Regions from separate parts of the Homo sapiens genome. Here region 2 is linked to region 1. Evidence: read pairs that join two places in POLR2A ChIA-PET (ENCODE). Cell type or tissue: HepG2. All regions are shown on one strand. Links, peaks and the distances in the headings refer to the core of each region. The heading gives the core; the rest is flanking DNA. Region 1 overlaps SRP54 (signal recognition particle 54). Region 2 has its middle 27 kb from the start of CFL2.

Region 1 (9,546 bases), core at 3,422-7,421:
TGAGACAGGGTCTCACTCTGTCACCCAAGCTGGAGTGCAGTGGTGTGATCACAGCTGACTGCAGCCTCAACTTCCTGGGCGCAGGAAATCCTCCTGCCTTAGCCCCCCAAGTAGCTGGGACCACAGGTGCATGCCACCATGCCCAGCTAATTTTTATTATCTGTAGAGACGGGGTCTCACTATGTTATGTTGCCAAGGCTGGTTCTCTTCCCATTTTAAACCTGTTTCTGATTCCAGGAAAACTCTAAAATAGGATAATGATTTAAGTTATCATTTATTATTAATAAGAATTATTAGAAAAAGCCCTTGATGAGGAACCGAAAATAAAATTCTGATCCTGGTTCTTCCAAAAAATAGTCACATGCAACAGACTTTCTGTTTCAGTTAACTAAGAGTCAAAAACCCTTTCCAGCTCTAAAATCTTACTGTTTTATAAAAGTATTACATATTAGATGTACTTACTACTTGTAAGGATGCAAGGGCTTATGGATGATAAACAAGCAAATATGATTTGTAGTCCCTGCCCTCAAGATGCTTACCTACTAGCTGGTAAGACAAGGCACACAAATGAACACTAAAATAAACACTAAGAGAGAATTCCTCCTGTCTGACTGCTAACAGGGACATCAGCTTTTCTTGCCTTCAAACTGAAACACTGGTTCTTTGTGGGTCTCAAGCCTTTGGATTAAAACTACATCAATGGCTCTCTGAGTTCTCAGGCCTTCAGATTCAGACTGGATCTACACCATGGGCTCTCCTGGGTCTCCAGCTTGCCAACTCATCCTACAGATCTTGAAACTTAAGTCTCCATAACGGCCTGAGCCAATTCCTTATAATAAATACATATCTTTATATCCATTTCTCCCTCTCTCTCTCTACACACACACACACACACACACACACACACACACACACACACACACACACACACCCTTTATTGATTCTGCTTCTCTGGAACAAGAAAAAAAAAAAAAGGAAAAAAAAGGCCAGGTACAGTGGCTCATGTCTGTAATCCCAGCACTTTGGGAGGCCAAGGAAGGAGGATCACTTGGGCTCAGGAGTTGGAAACCAGCCTGGGCAACATAGCAGGCAGGACTTCAACTCTTAAAAAAAAAAAAAAAAAAAAAAAAAAAGTAGCCAGGCATGGCGGCATGTGCCTGTAGTCCCAGCTACTCGGGAGGGTGAGGGGAGGATTGCTTGAGCCAAGGAGGTCATGATCACACCACTGCACTCCATCCAGCCTGGGTGACAGAGTGAGACTCTGTCTCCACAAAAAAAGAAAACAGAAAAGGAAGAATTTTAGACTAAGGCAGAGAGTATAGGCTTTATTGGAAAGACTGAGTATGAATTTGGTCCTGAAATAAGAGTAGAATTTGAGTAAGTGGAGAAGACAAAAGGGAATTTGAGGAAGATGAAATAGCATAAGCAGAAATGGAGAGAGAGGTAAGTCTGGGACATACTTATGCCTTATATATGCACTGTACTTATGGATCACTGAGCATTATTTAGGGGACAGGAAACAAAACATTCTGCTTAGGACAGAGGTGTATACAGTTAGAAGGAAACAGAGATTTCAAAGGGCTCTAAAAACACGGTCTGGGGAATATCAATTTTCCAATATGAACAATATTAGCAGAAAAGGTAACTCTTCAAAACAACTGTTTTGGTAACCCTTCCAAACTAATGTAGTCTAATTTAGTCAACCAAGATTATCCAGACTAGATCCCTTCTACAGAATACACAGGAGATTAAAAATAAGAGAAACAGCACCAGGCGTGGTGGCTCACGCCTGTAATCCCAGCACTTTGGGAGGCCGAGGTGGGTGGATCATCTGAGGTCAGGAGTTCGAGACCAGCCTGGCCAACATGGCAAAACCCTATCTCTACTAAAAATACAAAAAAAAAATTAGCTGGGCATGGTGGCAGGCACCTTTAATTCCAGCTACTCAGAAGGCTGAGGCAGGAGAATCGCTTGAAGATGGGAGGCAGAGGTTACAGTGAGCTGAGATCGCGCCACTGCACTCAGCCTGGGCAACAAGAGAGAAAGTCCGTATTAAAAAAAATAAATTTTGGGCCAGGTGCGGTGGCTCATGCCTGTAATCTCAGCACTTTGGGAGGCCGAGGCAGGCGGATCACCTGAGGTTGGGAGTTCGAGACCACCCTGACCAAAATGGAGAAACCCCGTCTCTACTAAAAATACAAAATTAGCCAGGTATGGTGGCACATGCCTGTAATGCCAGCTACTTGGGAGGCTGAGACAGGTGAATCGCTTGAACCCGGGAGGTGGAGATTGCGGTGAGCTGGAGATCATGCCATTGCACTCCAGCCTGGGCAACAAGAGTGAAACTCCATCTCAATAAATAAATAAATTAATTAATTAATTTTAAGACAAACAGGAAGATGAAATAGCTGACTCATTCACCATAGAGAAAGTAAAGAGGTGAGAGGAATCATAAAAAGGCAGGAAGGGAAAATGCATTTGAGGACCTATCACTGGCAAACAGATATCCCAGGCTGAGCTACAAATTAAACACTACACTTTCACTCAAGTACAATTTGGTAATTTAGAACTTAAAAAAAACTTACTACCAATACTTGATGAAATTGAAAAAAAAATTGCTTACCATAAGATTTTTTTACAATTACATTGTTACTTAACCTGAGAGCCAACCACCTCATGGAAAAGATCCAGGACTTTTTATTTCTTATGCCATACCCATTATACAAAATAATTATTGATCCTTAAATTAATATTCTTCATTTAAGAAATAAGATTCAGATGTTTCAGTTTATATCCTTCACCATGGTGGTACTGGGAGTGATAGAATCCTATTTATGACACCACAATTAACTTTTTTAGAGGTCATGTCATAAACAGATCATCTTTCATTTTAAAAAGCTATACTAAGCCAGGCATGGTGGTTTACGCCTATAATCCCAGCACTCTGGGAGGCCAAGGCAGGCAGATTGCTTGAGGTTGGGAGTTCAAGACCAGTCTAGCCAACATGGTGAAACCCCATCTCTACAAAATATACAAAACTTGGCCGGGTATGGTGGTGCACTCCGGTAGTCCCAGCTACTCAGGAGTGTGAGGCAGGAGAATCACTTGAACCCAGGAGGTGGAGGTTGCAATGAGCCGAGATCACATCACTGTGATGAGATGGAGTGAGACTCCATCTCCAAATAAATAAATAAATAAATAAATAAATAAGCCATACTAGTTAACTTTTTGGGGGGGCAAACTTTAGGAAGTGTCTTTAATTTTTTTAATTAATTTATTTTAGATTCAGAGGGTACATGTGTATGTTTGTTACACTGGTATACTGTGTAATGGTGGGGACTGGACTTATACACACATGACCCAAATATTGAACCTTGAACCCAAGAGGTACTTTTTCAATCCTCAGTCTTCTCCCAAACTCTTCCATTTTGGAATGGTCTGTGTCTACTACTTTCGTCTTTATGTCCATGGGTACCTATGTTTAGCTCTCACTTATAAGTGAGAACATGAGATACTTGATTTTCTGTTTCTGAATTAGTTCTCTTAGGATAATGGCCTCCTGCTCCATCCATGTTGCTGCAAAGGACATGATTTCATTCTTTTTATGGCTGCCTAGTAAATTCTTAAATATAAATCTAACTTTCCATGTTAACTGGTTGTTTTAAATTTAAAAATTTTAAAAACTTCTGTGAGGTTTTCCAATATACTTTTCCTTCTGCAAGTAGTTACTGGCAGTGTGTATTTTAAAACATTTTTGCCTTAAATTTAAAAAATATATTTTATTATATAATACATGAATACATATAGTTTTAATATATAAAATAACAAAATCTGTCCGGGCCCAGTGGCTCACGCCTGTAATCCCAGCACTTTGGGAGGCCAAGGCGGGTGGATCACCTGAAGTCAGGAGTTCAAGGCCAGCCTGGTCAACATGGCGAAACCCCATCTCTACTAAAAACACAAAAATTAGCCAGGCTTGGTGGCAGATGCCTGTAATCCCAGCTACTCTGGAGACTGAGGCAGGAGAATTGCTTGAACCAGGAGGCGGAGGTTGCAGTGAGCCGAGATGGTGCCACTGCACTCCAGCCTGGATGACAAGAGCAAAACTCCGTCTTAAAACACAAAACACAAAAACAAAATAAAATCCTGCATTTCAGTAGAGGAGTAAGAACATCTAATAATACCTTTAACTTACAGTGTTTCCTCTACAATGTCCAAGGATGATGTGTTCCTGAAAACTCCGTGTTAGAATTTTGCTTAAAATCTCAATGACTTCCATTGCACACAGATGTAAAGTCCTCAGAATGGACTGTAAGGCCCCCTCCACCCCCCACCCCCAACACACACGCATGACTGATTTTAATCATACTGACCTCCTTGCTATTGCTGCTACACATTTCCACCTCAGTGTCTCGGTACTAGCCAGCATGCTCTTCCTCTGCTTGACAACATAACTCCCTCCCTCATTTCCTTCAGATTTGTCCAGATGCCATTTCTCAATGAGGTCTTCCCTAATCACTTATTTAAAACTGCAACCCTCTTCCCTTTATTTTTTCCTATTGTTCTATTATCAACTGACATATGGCTTATTTATATTATTTGTCACCTATAATCTCACTATTGAAATGTAAGCTGTGGCCAGGTGTGGTGGCTCATGCCTGTAATCCCAGCACTTTGGGAGGCCGAGGTGAGTGGATTGCCTGAGGTCAGGAGTTCGAGACCAGCCTGGCCAACATGGTGAAACCCCATCTCTACTGAAAATACAAAAATTAGCCAGGCGCGGTGGCAGATGCCTGTAATCCCAGGTACTCAGAAGGCTGAGGCATGAGAATCGCTTGAACCCAGGAGGTGGAGGTTACAGTGAGCCCAGATCGTGCCACTGCACTCCAGCCTGGGTGAAAGAGCAAAACTCCATCTCAACAACAACAACAACAACAAAAAAAAAAAAAAAAAAAAGAAAAGAAATTTAACCTGCACAAGGGCAGGGATTTTTGCCTCTTTTGCTTTCTCCTGTGAGCTCACTGCTTTATCTATCCTCAGCCTTATACAGTAAATCCTTAATAAAAATGAACATTATGAATGAATGAAATGATGTATTTAAGGCCTTAGGGAAAAAGCGAGACCAGAGAACTAAAGTCATGAAAGGCACTGCAAATATCTTTAAAAGCCACTAAAATAAATCAATGAAGATAATATGATGAATCAAAAGAAAAACAATAACTTGGGTAATTTGTACTGTACATTAAATATATTTATTTGTCATTACTTATAATTCTTCTTCAGAATTTCCCTGCCATGCATTTCCAACAAGATACTTAAAAATTAACCTCACCTTGTTCTAATATGTACACTAAAGTGAAAAATACCTTTTGTATGTTAATAGCTAAGCCTAAATCTCAGGTTGGAGTAATCTACAATTCAAGTACACTCTCAAGATTCTCTTGCCTAACTAAAACGATTTATAGAAATAAATCTGTATATGCTAGAATTTCACAAAGGAAGAATCTCTACTTAGATGGGGCTTTTAGAAAGGTAAGAGATTACCACACAGTACTTTCTTACAGTTGAACATCTATTATCTCATTTCACTCTTACAACAATTTTATGATATAAGCAGGATAGGGAATAGAACAGCCGTTCCCTGCCAAAAAAAAGCAAAATGACTTCCCATAGTCCTTTGGCTAGAGTATGAATGAAGCTTTAAATTATAGGGTTGAATACACCTGCTGGAAACTGCAAGGACAAATTTTGCTGCTATGCTATAATAGAAGAAATCACATTTTAATCATATTTAAAGATGTATATTCCTCTTTGTGGAGGAGTAATTGCAACGTTCAGAAAGAAATGATAACTATCACTGCAATCAGACCAGTACATACAAGGACTGATCCTGGCTCGAGTCACAGGGTCTTCTAACTGGGGTCTGACTAGGATTTGGATAGTAAGCAATAGAAACAGGCTGAAGTTTTGGGTGCCCTAAGTAAGGCAATCACAGGGCCAAGTATCACACTTACTTGCTGCAGTGTGAAGTACTGGAAAGAGCATAGATTTTGGAGTCTGACAGACTTAGATTCAAATCCTAGCTCTGTTACATACTGGCTGTGTTACTTTGGGCAAGTTACTTAATCTCTCTGAGCCTCACTTTCCTCACTTGCAAAATGAAGATACCATTACCAAGGTAGTTACCCTGAAGGGCTGTTGTGAGGATTAAATGAGACAATACATATAAAGCTGTCTTCAAAAACCTAGCATATTAACTATTAACTTCCTTTCTTTTTTTAATGATACCAACTATCTCTCTCTGTATTATATGGAGTGTAAGTAAGCTGGAAATTTTCTGAACAATCTTACAGAAGTGTCTGTCCCATCATTCAGGAACCACTCCTGGAATCTTTAAAATTTAGTGGCAATTACAACTGCCAGATTATTATTCAACAGAAGCTGCAGTGTCCAAAAACCCACCTTTCTCTACATAAACAATTATAAATATTCCTGCCAGATTTGCCTGATCTGAGATTATATAAACAGAGTCTAATGATTAGCTATGTCAAATCCTATTACAACATAATCCCTACAAAAAAGTTCTTTTTTTTTTTGAGACAGAGTTTTGCTCTTGTTGCCCAGGCTGGAGTGCAATGGGGCAATCTCAGCTCACTGCAACCTCCCGAGCAGCTAGGATTACAGGTGCCCACCACCACGCCCAGGTAATTTTTTGTATTTTTAGTAGAGACAGGGTTTCACCATGTTGGTCAGGCTGGTCTTGAACTCCTGACCTCAGGTGATCCACCCACCGTGGCCTCCCAAAGTGCTCGGATTATAGACAGGCATGAGCCACTGCACCTGGCCAAAAGTCCTTTCTTCTAAGTCCTTGTCAATGACTTTTTGAATCAATATTAGCCTCAAGAACTAAATATACTTAGAAAAATTACTTCTACATAGTACAGTCAGCCTTCTGTATCTGGGGCTTCACAACCATGGATTCAACCAACTACAAATCAAAACATTCAGAAAAAAAATTGTGTCTCTAGTGAACATGTACAGACTTTTCTTGTCATTATTCCCTAAACAATACAGTATAACAAGTATTTTCTTAAGGATATAAATATGGTATAACAACTATTTACATTTTGTATTAGGTATTGATCTAGAGATGCTTTAAAGTACATGGAAGGATGTGCATAGGTCATATGCAAATACTACACCATTTTACATCAGGGACTTGAGCATCCTCTGATTTTGGTCCTGGAATCAATCCCCCCCAGATAGCAAGAGACAACTGTATACTTTTCTATAAAGCAGTCAAAGGCTAATAACCAGTATTTGCTTTTCTGACTTTAATACTAAATATTTTTCTTAATTCTGCACAGCATATGTGTTCACAGTCTAGGACCACAGAAAAGTAAATTTAGTTAACAAAATGGCCTATAGGTATTGTATTTAGTAAAATATATACATTATATATATATATGTTATATATATATATATATTTTTTTTTTTTTTTTTTTGAGATGGAGTCTCACTCTGTCGCCAGGCTGGAGTGCAGTGGTGTGATCTCAGCTCACTGCAACCTCCACCTCCTGGGTTCAAGAGATTCTCCTGCCTCAGCTTTCTGAGTAGCTGGGACTACAGGCGCATGCCACCACACCCACCTAATTTTTGTATTTTTAGTAGAGACGGGGTTTCACCATGTTGGCCAGGATGGTCTCGACCTCTTGACCTCGTGATCCACCCACCTCAGCCTCCCAAAGTGCTAGGATTACAGGCGTGAACCACCGCACCCAGCTTAGTGAAATATATTTTAATGACTAATTTTACAATGTTAATTATGACTTTCAAATTTAGGAACTGTTTTTCATGCTGAATCTACTTATTCCCCAAGGAAATAATTCACCTTTATGTTCTGTGATTACAAAATGATGTATCTTCACTGTAAAAGTTAAAACATTACAGAAATATTTAAGGTAGAAAATATAATTCCCCTAATTCTACCCACTCCCATACCATGGTAACAACCAATAATAATCTGGTATATATTAATATGGATTGTATTTTCTAGGTATATTAATTTAAGCAAGGTTTCCCAAGAATTTATGGTTTTGGCGGGGAGTAAAGAGGGGAGCAAAAATTAGGAAAATTCTTTTGTAAAATATGCTTGCTAATGCTAAAAACAGGCTTAAATGCAAAAGGCAGACTACAAAACTGCATATGTAGTATAATCCATATTTTGTTAAACACAGTCTAAAAACAAGTATTAAAAAATATTAGCCATCAGGGAATTGTAAATCAAAATCTTAATAAGATATCATCCAAATACTTGTACATGAATGGTCAGAGCAGCATTATTCATAATAGCCAAAAAGTAGAAACAACCCAAATATCCTTCAACTTATGAACGGATAAGTAAAATGTAGAATAAAATACAAAGGTATATCACTAGGCAATAAAAAGAAATGAAGTACTGAACATATGCCACAACATGGATTAATCTTCGAAACATAAGTGAAAAAACCCAGTCACAAAAGATCACATATTATGGTTCCACATGAATTGTTCAGAATACATAAATCTACAGAGACAGAAAGTGGATTAATAGTTGCTTAGGGCTCAGGAGATGGAGTAAAATAGGGAATGATTGCTAATAGGTATGGGGTTTCTTCATGGGATAATAAAAATGTACGAAAATTGATTATGGTGATAGTTGCGTAACTTTGTAAATACACTATAATCCTTTCAATTGTACACTTTAGGTGAACTAAGAATTATGTGTGTGTGTGTGTGTATATATATATACACACACACACACACATATATATATATATTTTTTTTTTTTTTTTTCAGATGTAGTGTCTCTCTGTCACCCAGGCTAGAGTGCAGTGGCAAGATCTCGGCTCACTGCAATATCTGCCTTCTGGATTCAAGCGATTCTCCTGCCTCAGCCTCCCGTGTAGCTGGGACTACATGGAGTGCCACCATGCTCGGCTAATTTTTTGTATTTTTAGTAGAGATGGGGTTTCACCTTGTTAGCCAGGATGCTCTGGATCTCCTGACCTTGTGATCTGCCTGCCTTGGCCTCCCAAAGTGTTGGGACAGGCTTAAGCCACCGCACCCAGCCAAGAATTATATTTTAATAAACTGTTAAAATAACATTTGTTATCTCTGGATGATGAATAACTAGCAATTTTTTTTTTTTGAGACAGAGTCTCACTCTGTGCCCACTGGAGTGCAGTGGCACAATCTCGGCTCACTGCAACCTCTGCCCTCCGAGTTCAAGCGATTCTCCTGCCTTGGCCTCCCAAGTAGCTGGGATTACAGGTGCCTGCCACCACACCCAGCTAATTTTTTATATTTGTAGTAGAGATGGGTTTTCACTATCTTGGCCAGGCTGGTCTTGAACTCCTGACATCATGATCCACCCGCCTCAGCCTCCCAAAGTGCTGGGATTACAGGCGTGAGCCACCACGACCAGCAATTTTTATTTTCTTATATCTTTTTCTAATTTCCAATTTTTTAGTAATGACTGAGAACACTATTTTTTAAGTCAAGGGA
Region 2 (9,546 bases), core at 2,560-6,559, 250 kb after region 1:
AAACCTATGTGGAGACAGGAGATAGGCCCTTGGGCTCACTCAAATCAGGATTGAACTGAAAACCCATATAAAGCTGTAACCCACGTAGGAGTATACCTTTATTGAAAATGTGGGCTGGAAAAAAATCTGCCAATATGTAATCCAAAAACCTAGGAGAAAAATCTGCTTTAAAAAGTGGTCCTGGCTACTCTGGGCTCACTGCAAAAAAAAAAAAAAAAAACATGGTCCCAGGTCAGGGTGTGGTGGCTCACGCCTGTAACCCCATCACTAGAAGGCCGAGGCAGGCAGATCACCTGAGGTCAGGAGTTCGAGACCAGCCTGGCCAACATGGTGAAACCCCATCTCTAATAAAAATACAAAATTAGCCGGGTGTGGTGGCACATGCCTGTGTAATCCCAGCTACTTGAACCCAGGAGGCAGAGGTTGCAGTGAGCTGAGATCGCACCACAGCACTCCAGCCTGGGTGACAGAGCAAGACTCCATCTCGAAAAAAAAAAAGAATAAGTGGTCTTTAGACAGACTTCCATTTCTGGTAAGACGAAGCAGGCATCTTCTCTCCTATTCCTCCCACTCAGTATAGCTAAAAACCCTGGACGTTCTATATAAAACAAAAATAAGACTGAAAGGTGACAATAAGTCAGACTGACTAAAGGACCTTGGGACCAGAGGAAAGACAGTGGTAAGTTCCCTAGGTTTTCTTTTTGACTTATATATCAGACTTGATGCTAAAGAAGCGGAAACTTGAAAATGCCAAGTGGCACAGACGAAGTGTAAAGCCACAACAAAAGCCTCTCTAGCCAAAGAACTAGGACAGGGGCAGCCTAATAAGACAGAAAACCTAGACAATAACCACTATCCCAGCCAAACACCACAAAAAACAAACCAACCAACCAACCCTGGCCCTACCCATATCCACACCAACAAAGAACAAGCAGGGAGTCTACACTTCCATCCCCAGAAGGATAAAATGAGGCGGTACAGTGCACCCACCGGAGTGGTGTCAGAGAAGTAAGGAACAAGAAAGGCAAAGTAAGGAACCTGGCCTTTCATCCCTGCTGGCAGAAATGAGATACCCCCAATCCCTCCCAGTGTCAGTACAGACCGTCTGGGGGGCTGATTCACACATCTGCCCACCAATAGCAAGGAGCACCCCCTTTCTGGTGTCAAAGAGGCTGGCAGGAGAACTTGGACTTCTACTTGTATCTGGCAGTTACAAGGAAGCAACCCAGCTTTCTTTGCCAGAATGGTGTCACAGAAAGCCAGCTAAAACTAGGTTTAAATAAGGTATTAAGTCTCATCATGGGCTGGGCATGGTGGCTCATGACTGGAATCCCAGCACTTCGGGAGGCCAAAGCCGGCCAAACCCAGGAGTTCGACACCAGCTTGGGCAATATGGCAAAACCTGTCTCTACAAAAAATACAAAAATTAGCTGGGCATGCTGGCACATGCCTGTGGTCCCAGCTACTCGGGAGGCTGAGGTGGGAGAATCGCTTGAGTGTGGGAGGTGGGGGTTGCAGTGAGCCGAGAGCAAGCCACTGCACTCCAGCCTGAATGACAGATTGAGACCCAGACATTTTTATACTGTTATGAGACTTTATTTTTATTTTTTTGCAACAAAAAATAAAAGGCTCATAACAATACGAAAATGTCCGCATTTCAATAAAAAATCATTCATACGAAGAACCAAGAAGATTGAAACTGAATGAAAAAAAAGATGTCAACACCAAAATGACATGTTAGAACAATTGACAAAGATTTTAAAGCAGCCATGATGAAAATGCTTCAATGAGCAATTATGAACATCCCTGAAACAAATAAAGTAGCTTCAGTGTACTAGTTTCCTATTGCTGCCATAACAAATCACCACAAATTCACCAGCTTAATGCAGATTCGTTAGCTGTAGGTTAGAAGTCTGACATGGGTCTTAACTGGGCTAAATCAATTTGTCCACAAGGCTGTTACTTTGTAGAGACCCTAAGGGAGAATCTATTTCCTCGCTCCTTCCAGCTTCTACCCACATTCCTCGGCATGTAGCCCTCTTCCTCCATCTTCAAAGCCAGCAACATGACATCTCTGTGCCTTTCTGTCACATCTTCCTCTAACCACAAGCAGGAAAGTTTCTCTGATTTTAAGGACCCATGTAATTAGATTGCACCCACCAGACAATCCAAGCTAATCCCCCTGTTCAAATCCTCAAGCACATTATTTTAAAGTTTATTTTGCCATGTAGAGTAACATATTCACAGTTCCAGGGATTAAGACATGGACATCTTTGGAGGACCATTCTGCCTACTGCACTCAGCAAAGAAATACAAAGTCTCAGAATACAGAAGTTATGAAGAAGAACCAAATGGAAAATTTAGGGCACAGTAACCAAAAGAAAAATCTCAGTGGATGGACCCAACAGGACAATGGAGGAGAGAGAGGAAAGAATCAGTAAACTAGAATACATATTACCCAATCTGAGCAACAGAGAAAAAACAGATTGAACAAAATTGAACATGACCTTAGGGAACTATAATAAAAAAAAAACTAACATTCATGTCATCAGAGTTGCCAAAGCAGAGGAGAAAAAAGGTGGGACTAACAAAGCCCTCAAAGAAATAACTCAAAATTCCCCAAGAGACAACCCACAGATTCAAGAAGGTGAACAAACTCTGAAAAGGATAAACCCAAAGAAATCCATGCCAAGACATCATAATTAATTTTCTGAAAACTAAAGACAAAAAAATCTTGAAAATAGCCAGCAGAAAATGAGTGACATTTTACGTATAAGGGGAAATCAATTAGAACACACTAGAAAATGGTGGGAGAAAGAAGTGGCGCAATATTTTTCAGGAACAAACTGTTCGAGTTTTGTTCAAAAACAAAACTGTTGGCCGGGCACAGTGGCTCACGCCTGTAATCCCAGCACTCTGGGAGGCCAGGGCGGGTAGATCACTTGAGGTCAGGATTTCGAGACCAGCCTGGCCAACATGGTGAAACCCCATCTCTACTAAAAATACAAAAATTAGCCGGGCATGGTGGCATGCACCTGTAATCCCAGCTACTCAGGAGGCTGAGACAGGAGAATCACTTGAACCCAGAGGTAGAGGTTACAGTGAGCCAAGATTACACTACTGCACTCCAGCCTGGGCAACAAGAGTGAGATTCTTTCTCAAAAAAAAAAAAAAAAAAAAAAAGGCCAGGCGTGGTGGCTCCCGCCTATAATCCCAGCACTTTGGGAGGCTGAGGTGGGCAGATCATGAGGTCAGGAGATCAAGACCATCCTGGCTAACACGGTGAAACCCCATCTCTACTAAAAATACAAAAAATTAGCCAGGAGTGGCGGCAGGCACCTGTAGTCCCAGCTACTTGGGAGGCTGAGGCAGGAGAATGGCGTCAACCCGGGAGGCAGAGGTTGCAGTGAGCCGAGATCATGCCACTGCACTCCAGCCTGGGCGACAGAGCGAGACTCCATCTAAAAATAAAAATTAAAAAAAAGAAGTTATCTAGGCTGGGTGGAGTAGCTCACACCTCTAATCTCAGCACTTTGGGAAGCTGAGTTAGGATGATCATTTGAGCTCAGGAGTTCGAGATCAGCCTGGGCAATATGGTGAAACACTGTCTCTACAAAAAATACAAAAATTAGCCAGGAGTGGTGGCTCATGCCTGTGGCCCCAGGTACTTGGGAGGCTGAGACAGAAGTATCACTTGAACCCAGGAAGTAGTGGTTGCAATAAGCTGAGATCTGGTCATTGCACTCCAACCTGGACACTAGACAGAGACACTGTCTCAAAAAAAAAAAAGAGAGAGAGAGAGATTGGCCAAGAACTATGAGTTGTGGGTAGGGAGGGCTGAATAAATAAGAGTGCAGGGGATTTTTTTTTTTTAAATACAGGGTCTCACTCTGTCACCAGGCTGGAATGCAGTGGCACAATCTCAGCTCGCTGCAGCCTCAAACTCCCCAGATTCAGGTGACCCTCCCACCTCAGTCTCCTGAGTAGCTAGGACCACAGGCACACGCCACCATGCCCGGCTAATTTTTGTATTTTTGGTAGAGATGGGGTTTCGCCATGTTACCCAGGCTGGTTTCGAAATCCTCAGCTCAAGCGACCCACCTGCCTTGGCCTCCCAAAGTGCTGCAATGATGGCACCCAGCCAAGAATGTTAACCTGAAGTGTGCATGCGTTTAGGGCCACAAAATATATGAAGCAAAAGCTGATAGAACTGAAAGGAGAAATAGACAAACCTACAGTTACAGACGGAGACTTCAACACTTCCCTCTTAACAATTACTAGAACAACTAGGCAGAAAATCAGCAATGATATAAAAGAACTAAACAATAACATCAACCAGTAACATACAGGCTTAGAAAAACTCCACCCAACAACAGAACACAACAACAGAACATACACCAAGACAGATCATATCCTGGGCCATAAAACAAACCTTAAATTTAAAAGAACTGAAATTATGTAAAATGTAATCTGTGGCCACAATGAAATCAAACTAGAAATCAATAATGGAAACATAACAGGAAAATCTCCAAACTAAACAAAATACTTTTAGATAATCCATGGGTCAAAGAGGAGGTAAAAAAAATTGAGAAAAAAAAAGAGAATACAATAAACAAAATGAAAAAATAGATATATTTTCCCCCAAGCTATATGCTTCTACCTTAATACTCTTCCTCTATTTCATTTCAGGTTTTTTCACTCTAAAGTCTAAACTAACTAGGTCAGAGTCTTCAAAGTATTGCATTTGTTTAACTGGCATAATAATGCTATCTCAGCATAAACTATGGTAAAGGTTCCACCAGTCCAGGCCATTTTTGACAACTTCTTGGAAGGAAATGGGCAAACCACAAATCAAAAGAACATCCGCATCTGAAAATCCACCCTGTATAATAGTAGAAGGCAAGAGATCTGTAACTAAAGCTAGTTATAAGTTGATGGACTCACTATGAACAATTTGGCTACATCTGGTAGAATTACAGAAAGCATGTAGAGTTCACATGTGTTAGAAATCCTAGAAGATCAAAGACTCTTAGCTTGAACTCTTTCTTAGTAGAGCTAAAAATGTATGTCACTCGGCCAGGCACGGTGGCTCACGCCTGTAACCCCAGCACTTTCGGAGGCCAAGGCAGGAGAATCACAACGTCAGGAGTTCAAGACCAGCCTGGCCAACATGGTGAAACCCCGTCTCTACTAAAAACACAAAAATTAGCTGGGCGTGGTGGCATGCACCTATAATCCCAGCTACTCAGGAGGCTGAGGCAGGAGAATTGCTTGAACCCGGGAGGCAGAGGTTGCAGTGAGCCGAGATCACGCCACTGCACTCCAGCCTGGGTGACAGAACAAGACCCTGTCTTGGAAAAAAAAAAAAAAAAAGTGAAGACCATGGGAAAGGCGCAGTATCTGGCCTGGAGTGCAGTGTTCCTCATGGCACAGTCCCTTAGTGGGACTTCCTTGGCTAGGGGAGGGAGTTCCCCAACCCCTTGTGCTTCCCAGGTGAGGCAACACCCCACCCTGCTTCGGCTTGCTGTCTGTCGGCTGCACCCACTGTCCAACCAGTCCCAATGAGATAAATCAGGTACCTCAGGTGGAAATGCAGAAATCACCCACCTTCCACATCAGTCTCGCTGGGAGCTGCAGACCAGAGCTGTTCCTATTTGGCCATCTTGCCAACAATTCCCTTAAGAAACTCACTCAAAACCACACAACTACATGGAAACTGAACAACCTGCTCCTGAATGAGTACTGGGTAAATAACGAAATTAAGGCAGAAATAAGTAAGTTCTTTGAAACCAATGAGAACAAAGACACAATGTACCAGAATCTCTGGGACACATCTAAAGCAGTGTTTAGAGGGAAATTTATAGCATTAAATGCCCACAAGAGAAAGCAGGAAAGATCTGAAATCGACACCCTAACATCACAATTAAAAGAACTAGAGAGCTCTCGGCTTTCGGCTTGGAGGAGGCCAAGGTGCAACTTTCTTTGGTCATTCCGCACCAGCCGCCTCCACCATGCCGCCAAAGTTCGACCCCAACGAAATCAAAGTCGTATACCTGAGGTGCACCGGAGGTGAAGTCGGTGCCACTTCTGCCCTGGCCCCCAAGATCGGCCCCCTGGGTCTGTCTCCAAAAAAGGTTGGTGATGACATTGCCAAGGCAACGGGTGACTGGAAGGGCCTGAGGATTACAGTGAAACTGACCATTCAGAACAGACAGGCCCAGATTGAAGTGGTGCCTTCTGCCTCTGCCCTAATCATCAAAGCTCTTAAGGAACCACCAAGACACAGAAAGAAATAGAAAAACATTAAACACCGTGGGAATATCACTTTTGATGAGATCGTCAACATTGCTTGACAGATGCGGCACTGATCCTTAGCCAGAGAACTCTCTGGAACCATTAAAGAGATCCTGGGGACTGCCCAGTCTGTGGGCTGTAACGTTGATGGCCGCCACCCTCATGACATCATAGATCACATCAACATTGGTGCTGTGGAATGCCCAGCCAGTTAAGCACAAAGGAAAATATTTCAGTAAAGAATCATTTGACAACTGGTGAAAAAAAAAGAACTAGAGAAGAGAAGCAAGAGCAAACAAATTCAAAAGCTAACAGAAGACAAGAAATAACTAAGATCAGAGCAGAACTGAAAGAGATAGAGACATGAAAAACCGTTCAAAAGATCAATGAATCCAGGAGCTGGTTTTTTGAAAAGATCAACAACATAGATAGACTGCTAGCCAGACTAATAAAGAAGAAAAGAGAGAAGAATCAAATAGATGCAATAAAAAATGATAAAGGGGATATCACCACTGATCCCACAGAAATACAAACTACCATCAGAGAATACTATAAACACCTCTACGCAAATAAACTAGAAAATCTAGAAGAAATGGATAAATTCCTGGACACATACACCCTCCCAAGTCAAACCAAGAAGAAGTTGAATCCCTGAATAGACCAATAACAAGTTCTGAAATTGAGGCAGTAATAGCCTACCAACCAAAAAAAGTCCAGGACCAGATGGATTCACAACCAAATTCTACCAGAGGTACAAAGAGGAGCAGATACCATTCCTTCTGAAACTATTCCGAACAATAGAAAAAGAGGGAATCCTCCCTAACTCATTTTATGAGGCCAGCATCATCCTGATACCAAAGCCTGGCAGAGACACAACAAAAAAAGGGAATTTTAGACCAATATCCCTGATGAACGTCGATGCAAAAATCCTCAATAAAATACTGGCAAACCGAATCCAGCAGCACATCAAAAAGCTTATCCACCATGATCAAGTGGGCTTCATCCCTGGGATACAAGGCTGGTTCAACATATGCACATCAATAAACGTAATCCATCACATAAACAGAACCAATGACAAAAACCACATGATTATCTCAATAGATGCAGAAAAGGCCTTTGACAAAATTCAACACCCCTTCATGCTAACAACTCTCAATAAACTAGGTACTGATGGAATGTATCTCAAAATAGTAAGAGCTATTTATGACAAACCCACAGCCAATATCATACTGAATGGCCAAAAACTGGAAGCATTCCCTTTGAAAACCGGCACAAGACAGGGATGTCCTCTCTCACCACTCCTATTCAACATAGTATTGGAAGTTCTGGCCAGGGCAATCAGGCAAGAGAAAGTAATAAAGCGTATTCAAACAGGAAGAGAGGAAGTCAAATTGTCTCTGTTTGCAGATGACATGATTGTATATTTAGAAAACCCCATTGTCTCAGCCTGAAATCTCCTTAAGCTGTTAAGCGACTTCAGCAGTCTCAGGATACAAAATCAATGTGCAAAAATCACAAGCATTCCTATACACCAATAATAAACAGAGAGCCAAATCATGAGTGAACTCCCATTCACAACTGCTACAAAGAGAATAAAATACCTAGGAATACAACTTACAAGGGGGAGAACTACAAACCACTACTCAAGGAAATAAGAGAGGACACAAACAAATGGAAAAACATTCCATGCTCATGGATAGGAAGAATTGATGTTGTGAAACTGGCCATACTGCCAAAAGTAATTTATAGATTCAATGCTATCCCCATCAAGCTACCACTGACTTTCTTCACAGAATTAGAAAAAACTACTTTAAATTTCATATTGAACCAAAAAAAAAAGAGACCGTATAGCCAAGAAAATCCTAAGCAAAAAAACAAAGCTGGAGGCATCACGCTACCTGACTTCAAGTTATATTACAAGACTACAGTAACCAAAACAGCATGGTACTGGTACCAAAACAGATATATAGATCAATGGAACAGAACAGAGCCCTCAGAAATAACACCACACATCTACAACCATCTGATCTTTGACAAACCTGACAAAAACAAGCATTGGGGAAATGATTCCTTATTTAATAAATGGTGCTGGGAAAACTGGCTAGCCATACACAAAAAACTGAAACTGGACCCCTTCCTTAAACCTTAAACAAAAATTAACTCAAGATGGATTAAAGTCTTAAACGTAAGACCTAAAACCTGCTGCACGCAGTGGCTCATGCCTGTAATCCCAGCACTTTGGGAGGCCGAGGTGGGAGGATCACAAGATCAGGAGTTCGAGACCAGTCTGGCCAACACAGTGAAACCCTGTCTCTACTAAAAATACACAAAAAATTAGCCAGGTATGGTGGTGTGCACCTATAATCCCAGCTACTCAGGAGGCTGAGGCAGGAGAATCGCGTGAACCTGGGAGGCGGAGGTTGCAATGAGCCAAGATTGTGCCACTGCACTCCAGCCTGGGCAACAGAACGAGACTCCGTCTCAAAAAAAAAAAACCTAAAACCGTAAAAACCCTAGAAAAAAAACCTAGGCAATACCATTCAGGACATAGGCATGGGCAAAGACTTCATGACTAAAACACCAAAAGCAATGGCAACAAAAGCCAAAATTGACAAATGGGATCTAATTAAACTAAAGAGCTTCTGCAAAGCAAAAGAAACTATCATCAGAGTGAACAGGTAACTTACAGAATGGGAGAAAATTTTTGCAATCTATCCATTTGACAAAGTGTTACTATCCAGAATCTACAAAGAACTTAAACAAATTTACAAGAAAAAATCAAACAACCCCATCAAAAAGTGGGCAAAGGATATGAACAGATACTTCTCAAAAGAAGACATTTATGCAGTCAAGAAACACATGAAAAAATGCTCATCATCACTGGCCATCAGAGAAATGCAAATCAAAACCACAATGAGATACCATCTCACACCAGTTAGAATGGCGATCATTAAAAAGTCAGGAAACAGCAGATGCTGGACAGGATGTGGAGAAATAGGAACACTTTTACTCTGTTGGTGGGAGTGTAAATTAGTTCAACCATTGTGGAAGACAGTGTGGCGATTCCTCAAGGATGTAACCAGAAATACCATTTGACCCAGCAATCCCATTACGGGGTATATACCCAAAGGATGATAAATCATTCTACTATAAAGTCTCATACACACGTATGTTTATTGCGGCACTATTCACAATAGCAAAGATTGGAACCAACCCAAATGCCCATCAATTATAGACTGGATAAAGAAAGTG

Evidence for each region. Peaks named below come from ENCODE experiments on the same cell type or tissue, not always from the same donor. Only the 100,000 strongest peaks of a DNase experiment are listed, where the experiment ranks them.
Region 2: POLR2A ChIA-PET joins it to region 1 with 8 read pairs; 4 of 35 experiments call an interaction of 5 or more read pairs at or near these places.

What each region holds. Positions count from the first base shown.
Region 1 is chr14:34,986,520-34,996,065 of GRCh38, reverse strand. All of the region lies in intron 1 of SRP54 (signal recognition particle 54), which reads right to left. Among named protein-coding and RNA genes, the nearest start is that of SRP54, 8.3 kb to the right of the region's middle. In HepG2, for the core only: no CTCF peak of the experiment used is centred there; no DNase peak of the experiment used is centred there.
Region 2 is chr14:34,737,299-34,746,844 of GRCh38, reverse strand. It overlaps the pseudogene RPL12P6. Among named protein-coding and RNA genes, the nearest start is that of CFL2, 27 kb to the right of the region's middle. In HepG2, for the core only: no CTCF peak of the experiment used is centred there; DNase peaks (open chromatin) are centred at 3,842 and 4,129.